Linked DNA regions of Homo sapiens: regions 2 and 3 are each linked to region 1. The links are chromatin loops, found by intact Hi-C in ENCODE. Cell type or tissue: Calu3. All regions are shown on one strand. Region 1 overlaps CUBN (cubilin). Region 2 overlaps CUBN (cubilin). Region 3 overlaps CUBN (cubilin).

Region 1 (2,500 bases):
ATTTCTCATTATTACTATGCCCTTTGCAAATGAAGTATAGGAAACAAATCCCTTTTGCAGGCACAGTCTTTGAGGTAAGATGTGAACCAGAGATGCTCCCAGCCCCAAGAGCCTGTGCATGGGATTGATGAAGGAGTCATATTTCGTTAGGCTCATGTTTCCCTAGGATGTGTTGTTTTTTAGAGACTCTGAGCTTTCCTTTTGCATCATTGTATTAAAGGACCCAAATAACATCCAGCATAGACCCATAGTAGGCATATGGTGACCATGCTTCCAAGCATTTCTCCGCTTTGGGATTACCCCAGCAGCATGGTACAATTCACTGAGCTCCCTCCAGAAAGAACTGGTAGCTTTTCCTATGTTGGGACATGCACCCTGTGACACACTCTGGCATCCTGAGAACCCCAGATGCTTATCTTTTAAAGTCCCCACTCCCTAAAATAAATAAAAGTTTAAACATCTCCCACTCAAAATCTTACCCAATTTCCCATTTATTTCTCCTTCAGAGGGGCTGGCCACTACTCTTCATTTCAGGCAAAACTCTGCAGCAGTTCAAGTTCTATGTTCAAAAGCATGGCTTTAGATTTGCTCCAGAATCCTGAGTGTGAGAGAATCAATCAATACTTTTCTCCCAGGTAGGAACCTCTGCAGGAGCAGTTCATTATCCAGCTCAAGTGCAAGCACATGCGAAATGGAATCCCTGGCAGTTACAATAGGCTATGGTGTGTGATTGACGTATTCACTGGACTTCATTCAGGTGGTTAACATCCAGTGACCAAAATTGGTTTCTTAAGAAATTATAGGGTGCACACAATTTTTCATGCTGTTGTAGTTTTATCTGTCTGGTATGTTTGGCCCCAAAGCACACTGAATATTAGATCAGGATTTGGAGCAAGTCACTTGAACTCTCTAGGCCACAGTTTTCTCATCTGTAAAATTAAGGAATTGGATTTGGTAATCTTCGAGAGATGACTTCTGGCTTTAATCATCTATGAACATAATTTTAATTTGGTGCATGAATAAACTGGCTGTATCTTAGATAACATATAATACAGGCAGGGCCTCCTGAAAATGTGGAAATCTTTGTAATGATATGCAAAGTAAGACATACCTTTGTAAAACAATTCTATTACCATCCTAGCTTGTAAGGCAATATTTTGTGCAGAAAGAACCCAGAGCAGTTAAAATAATTGGGCAGGGAGGATATTAGATTTTAATTCTAAAAGTTTTCAGAAAGATAAGATACACGTAAAATAAAAATGAGTCAGGAAAAGAGATAGAAGCAAACTGGACAGGAAAGGAAACTATAAAGAAAGAGAGAAGAAAAAGCAAGCAATAAAAGTGAAGGGGAGACGATGTTTTCATAGAAACTCAAAAGATTCTCCAGCTGGCTTCCCTGTGTGATAATCATTACTTTGGCCTCTATTTGGTCTGCATAAGGCTGAAATCACAGACGAGGGAGTGTTTGCTTTCTGTCCCTGGGCTGAGCCCGGCTGGTCACTGTGCCCGCTTGTTGTTGGATGAACTCATAGGTCTGACTAACACAGTCAAGCCATTCTAAATAGCAATCAGATGACGAGATCCAGGAAGACACAACACACCTTCTGTTTATAATTCTGGAGCCTGTCACAGTTTCCCATAGATCAAGACCTGAGAGATCGGCTCTCATGCATTGCTGAGGGGGGGTCCTGCAGCATTTTTTAGGGAAGGGCTGGTGTCAGGAGACTGAGCTGGTGTTGGGCTGGTGACACCAGGTGGTGGGCTAGTACTTTAAGGCAGTGGCTAGACCTAGAAGGCAGCCAGAGTCAGAGTGAGCTGCTGGTGTGGAAACACAGAGATGCTAGGACTCATTCTTTTCAGGTGTCATCGTATGTTGGATATTTTCTGCAGAATAAAATAGCATCAGGGAAAAGCATCAAGGGAAGCTCAGTCATTTGCCCTCATCTTACTTTATTGTTCTAACAGAAGTTATTTCCAGAGCAGTAATGTTGGTATTTGGTTGTTGATTTCTAGCTCCTCAGCCCAACAGGTGTGAGTTTGCCTGCTGAAGTCTTTCTTGTCTTCATCTGATAAAGGTTAAGTTTCCGGATTTGAGTTCAGATACTTTTCCATCTGTAGTTTGTGCCATGTGGCTATGATGTCAGCCCCAAAATATGTGTTTGGGAGAAAAAAGATTGGTTTCTTGTGATTACTGGGACTTCCTCCCTTGTTACTTTGTTTCTGCCTTTATCCAGATGTGCCTGGGAAAACAGAAAGAAAAGAACTAACAAGTACAGGTTTAACAGGTTAAAACTCTTACGAAGTTCTTAGAAACTACAAGACTAAGCTTTAATTTAACGTATTAGATTTTGCTCATTCAAACTACAAAATATTTGAATCCTGAGAGACTATAATTGACTAATGTTATCAATTTAAAGTAAAATTTTATATTCTATTAACATGTATTGCATATACATTAATATATAATCCTGCTAAGAGGGAACTTTAAAAGTATAAACAG
Region 2 (2,500 bases), 52 kb before region 1:
ATTGCATGGAACATATTTATACCAAAAAATATTCATTTATTGGAAACTCACATTTATTTGGGCATGCTGTATTTTTATTTGCTAAGTCTGGCCTCCCGACTTGAATGCATGGATGGTGCTCCCTGCATTCTTATTCTCCATTTCTGGCCACACTCATTGCTCTCCTCTTCCTTAGAAACTGCCAAAAAGCTGCCACCCCAGCAATTGGTTCTGGGGCCCACCACAGGCAAGCCGAATCCTGTGCCTGGAGGTTGGTTCTTGATGCCTTTCAAACAGTCAAATGCTAATTTCCCACAATGTCGTTCATACATTGTCATCCATGAACATTACTAAGCTCCTTGTACCTCACTGTGTCTTGTTAAAATAGCTCTTTTCCTTTGTAGAATGGCATGGGAGGGAGGCCTGGCCACGCAGGCACGCCCTGTTCCTTGTCTCTGACCCCTGGCACCAACAGTCATTTCCCCCATGAGAGCTTTTCTTGCCAATTCTGCTCAAGTCCGGCAATCGGCAACCTCTGGGCCTGGCCCTACCTCTCCATCAGATGTGCCCTGGCATGTGGGGATAGGCTTAGGCTTCTGGGACTCCTCTACCCTCCTCCTCCCCTAGCTCCCATGCTCAGATCATAGAAGTTCCCATTAAGCTGCAGAGATAAGGCTAAAGCAGCTTTAACAATGACAAGGGCTTAAAACAACATTGCTTATTTGATTATCATTGGACTTAAATCTTCTAGTAACAAAGCACCCACTGCTAGCTTACGCATAGTGTAATAATTACCACATTTTGTTGGAAATTCAAGTGTGGCTATGAAAGAAATGCCACTGTATTATATTATATAACTACGCTTTTTATGGATAGAAGACATATTGCCCTTTGTAAGATAATAATAATGATCATAGACTGTGAGGTGTGGACACTGGATTGCGTGTGGGGTTATATAATCCTAGAGAGCATTCAGAGTTATCAGTGTAGCCCACGTTGCCTGTGCTTCATGGCAGGTCCAATTGGACAGATGATGAATGGATTTGCTGATCTCTCCCTTTACCTTCTTGAACTAACTCCATTACCTTTGGCTTATACACATCTGACCTTTGAAAATGCTGTTTGATGACCTGATAACACAAGAATTTATAGTGCTAGGCTTACCAGATAATAAGTTGTGATTCACCAACATTGTATTTACTCAATCCACCACTTGGAGCACAGCAGAGTGATTTTCTCCCGAGACTCCAGTCAGTAAATTTGCATTGCTGGCTGACGATTCCAAGTTAACATCGTTGATTTGTAATTTGAATTATTTTTCTCATTGATATTAAGAGACAGGCACTGGCCCCAAAGCGCGTGCCCTGACATTGTGCTCTTGTGTAACCAACAGTTGTCACTGCCCACCTGAGACGTACGGACCCCAGTGTGCATCCAAATATGACGACTGTGAAGGGGGTTCTGTGGCACGCTGTGTCCATGGCATCTGTGAGGATTTAATGCGAGAGCAAGCTGGAGAGGTGGGTCCCTTCCCCAAATGTGCCTCCTTGCAGAGAGCCATGGTTAGTAGCTCCTCCTCCTCCTATGCCCACTGCATACAAGCACTACCTGGAGCTTACAGAGGTGAAGTCACTTCCTGTCTGTAAGTAGGACATAGGCGAGGAGGGGAGATGAACTATGCAGGAAGTAGGACCCAGAGATTAAGATGTCATTATGTAAAATAGGATTTTTTTTTTTTTTTTTTTTTGAGATGGAGCCTCACTCTGTCACCCAGGCTGGAGTGCAGTGGCACGATCTCAGCTCACTGCAACCTTCACCTCCCAGGTTCAAGCAATTCTCGTGACTCAGCCTCCTGAGTAGCTGGGATTACAGGAGCATGCCAACATGCCTGGCTAATTTTGGTATTTTTAGTAGAGACGGGGTTTTGCCATGTTGGCCAGGATGATCTCGAACTCCTGACCTCAGGTGATCCACCCGCCTCAGCCCCGCAAAGCGCTGCGATTACAGGCATGAGCCACCGTGCCCGGCCGAAATGGGACCATTTTTATTATCCCGTCATGACTCTCTCTGAGATAAGACCTTCTCTTGGCCTTGTAAGTTTTATTTTAACAGTGACAAAACACAGGAATATAAAAGGACCAGTCTTGTTGGCAACATGTGGTTTCAAGGAGTCTGACTTTTCCCGGCCTGGGTCTCTGGAACTGCTGCAGACTCTAAGAGCCCACTCCCCAGAACGACCCTCCATGCCCTGCGTCCTGATGACTTTGACTCCTGACCCTCAAGGTTGTCCAGTCTTGGCTGGCTTGGCTCTTCATGAGAACTTCAATTCTTTATTTTTAGTTGTATTTTTTCTACCCATGTGATGGAAAATAATTCCCGTCCAATGATGGGGATGGAAGGGTTGAGGAGGTGGGTAGGAGGAAGAACTTTCCAAAGAAAAACAAACGGAATTGATTTTCCAAGGTCTGTGCCTACATGGGTGTTTTTCCCTCTAAAAACATAGCAGGCTGAGTTGATTGAC
Region 3 (2,500 bases), 170 kb after region 1:
CCCAGGCATGGTGGCTTATGCCTGTAATCCCAGCACTTTTGGAGGCCAAGACAGGCAGATCAGTTGAGTCCAGGAGTTTGAGACCAGGCTGGGCAACACGGGAAAACCCCATCTCTGCAAAAAAATACAAAAAACTAGCCAGGCATGGTTGCACGCACCTGTAGTCCCAGCTACTTGGGAGGCTGAGGTGGGAAGATCACCTGAGTCCAGAAGGTCGAGGCTGCGGTGAGCTGTGATTGTGCCACTGCGCTCCAGCCTGAGTGAGAGTGAGACTGTCTCAAAAAAATACATATATATATAAAATATATATACAGATTATCTATTGATAAATTGTGTTTATAATTTTATGAAATGTGGATAAAAAACTGCCATATACTGTTTCCTTGGATATATTATTAGGGGGAAATCTAATTAGAGATCATTAAGTAAAATTGAGTAGGTGCATTTTTTTTCCTGACATTTTTATTGATCTTAGGCATTTGGCAGAATATCTGCACTTTTGTTCTCAGTAGGTCCAGCGCCAGGCACCTCCCTTATCTAATAAATGGCTAATATAATTTGTCTTCAGTAGGATGACTAACAGCTGGATACCCAGTGCTTAAAAATCAATTGAAACAATACGGCTTTAAAGAGCTGAGAATTATTAAACCAATGCTATGAATCAGTGCTATTTCACATCTCTTGCTATGGACTGATTTCCCAATAGAAATGTTTTTAATGACTTGATGTTTTATTGCTGTGGGTGAGGAATATCCTTGAGAAGAGATGTGTTTGGAATGAGTAATTTGGTATCATTCCATGTGAAGAAAATGTTGAATAGTCAAGTAAGATTAATACACATCCAACTACATCCTTGTTTGAGATAGTTGTCTGTTGATAGAAAGGGCATATTGGGTATTGCAGATTGTGTAGCAATAGTCCTGGCCCCTACCCACTAGATACTACCCATCACACCGAGTGTGACAATAGAAAAATGACTACAAACCTTGCCAGAGGTCCCAAAATTGCTCCTAGTTGAGACCTCTGAACTAGGACGAGCTTCTCTGGTTAATATGTTTAATGTTTTTGGGGTTTTTTTCCCCCAAGTTTTGTATATTCATTACCTAATATGCATACTTTCCTTGAGTGACTCAGCATTGTAGATAACCATGATCTCTCACCTGAACTAGGGCAAAACCTACCTGACTGTTTTCCGGCATCCTTTCTGACTCCTATTTTCCGAATTGTAATGTTTTCCAAAAACCAATCTTCTTGGTGGCTCCTTGCTGTATTCAGGACAGTGGCCCGAGTCTCTAACGTGTCCTGCAGCCCCCTCTGCAGGCTTCCTCACCCCTTCCTCCTTGGTTTTCTCTCTCTTCTCTGAACTAGCCACGGCCTTTCCTGCCATCGGGGTTCGCTCGGGGCAGGCTCACTTCCCCCAGTTAGGTAAAGCCACCAATTATATATTCTCAACAGCCCCATCATAATGCCTTGTTTATAGCTGGAATTTTGCATGTAAATTTATGATTCTGTGATTCATGTCTCTGTTTTTCCCTGGACTGATAAGAATTGGTTTGATTTGGAATTTTGGTGCTCACCGTTTATTTCCTAGCAACTGTTTTTTGCATGAGTATATAAATTCAGTCATTCGAGGTGGCCAGACCAATTAAGTGACAGCCCAGGTCTACTTGGGAGTTGCCAACCAAATTTTTGGTGAATAGCACACACTGACTGGATGTCAGCTTTTCATCAAAATGGACCCTACAATTCCACACAGCCAAGAAGTGTTCTGATTTATTCCATTTCATGCTGATTATACGTATACTTGGAATTCATGCCCACTTTCTTCATGCACCACGATGTGCCTCTTGCTTGCTGGTGTTGTCCAGCTGTGACCACAATCTGCTATCTTCCCAGGAGCAGGGCTGAGTTCCACCTGGCTGCTCCGTCTCCCTCAGCACCCGGGAAGCTCGGCTAGGTCAGGGCAACTAGAAGTTATGAGGAAACCGAACAGTGATCCAGGAAGGTGGATTTTTAAAAAATCACCACCCAGCTATGCAAAAAGGAACACCATCTCCTTAGAGAAGTCAAGAATGGGACATGCTATTTTAAAAACAGCTTTAAAAAAATTATTCTCAAAAGAAAATACTACAGATTTGTCCATGTTTTGTTTACTCTTATGCTTAGTTCTGTATACGTGTGAGTGCCATTATTTTGAAACCTAAGTGCATTAAAATATTGATGGGAAACCCTTGAGCATTAAAGTTCTGTGTATGTCCGTGCTAGGTGTGGGCAGGAACTGAGGAGGTGGACAAAGCCCTGCTAGCCACTGGCTGTGGGAACGTGGCTCCGGGTCCCGTTATCACACCAAGTAACACATTCACTGCCGTCTTCCAGTCTCAGGAGGCACCAGCTCAGGGCTTCTCCGCGTCCTTTGTTAGCCGTAAGTAGCCCTAAGAACCAAACCCAGAGGTCTTTGCGGGAGTGTGGTTGTCACAGGCAGGCAGGGTTGGCTAAACCT

What was found. A loop is a pair of places that touch in the nucleus more often than their neighbours do. Peaks named below come from ENCODE experiments on the same cell type or tissue, not always from the same donor. Only the 100,000 strongest peaks of a DNase experiment are listed, where the experiment ranks them.
Region 2: a loop joins it to region 1, with 6 times the contacts of the local background. A loop is called at or near these places in 5 of 110 quality-filtered maps.
Region 3: it touches region 1 in a loop (6-fold over the local background); 7 of 110 quality-filtered maps call a loop at or near these places.

The regions. Positions count from the first base shown.
Region 1 is chr10:17,062,319-17,064,818 of GRCh38, reverse strand. All of the region lies in intron 22 of CUBN (cubilin), which reads left to right. Among named protein-coding and RNA genes, the nearest start is that of CUBN, 66 kb to the left of the region's middle. RefSeq lists an enhancer at 1,367-2,500. In Calu3, no CTCF peak of the experiment used is centred here; DNase peaks (open chromatin) are centred at 1,508 and 2,138.
Region 2 is chr10:17,114,470-17,116,969 of GRCh38, reverse strand. CUBN (cubilin) reads left to right here. Exons shown (of 67, transcript NM_001081.4): 7 at 1,373-1,499. Among named protein-coding and RNA genes, the nearest start is that of CUBN, 14 kb to the left of the region's middle. RefSeq lists an enhancer at 603-1,802. In Calu3, no CTCF peak of the experiment used is centred here; DNase peaks (open chromatin) are centred at 1,209 and 1,569.
Region 3 is chr10:16,890,293-16,892,792 of GRCh38, reverse strand. It overlaps CUBN (cubilin), which reads left to right. Exons shown (of 67, transcript NM_001081.4): 55 at 2,266-2,422. Among named protein-coding and RNA genes, the nearest start is that of RSU1, 74 kb to the right of the region's middle. RefSeq lists an enhancer at 323-1,522. In Calu3, no CTCF peak of the experiment used is centred here; DNase peaks (open chromatin) are centred at 192 and 1,292.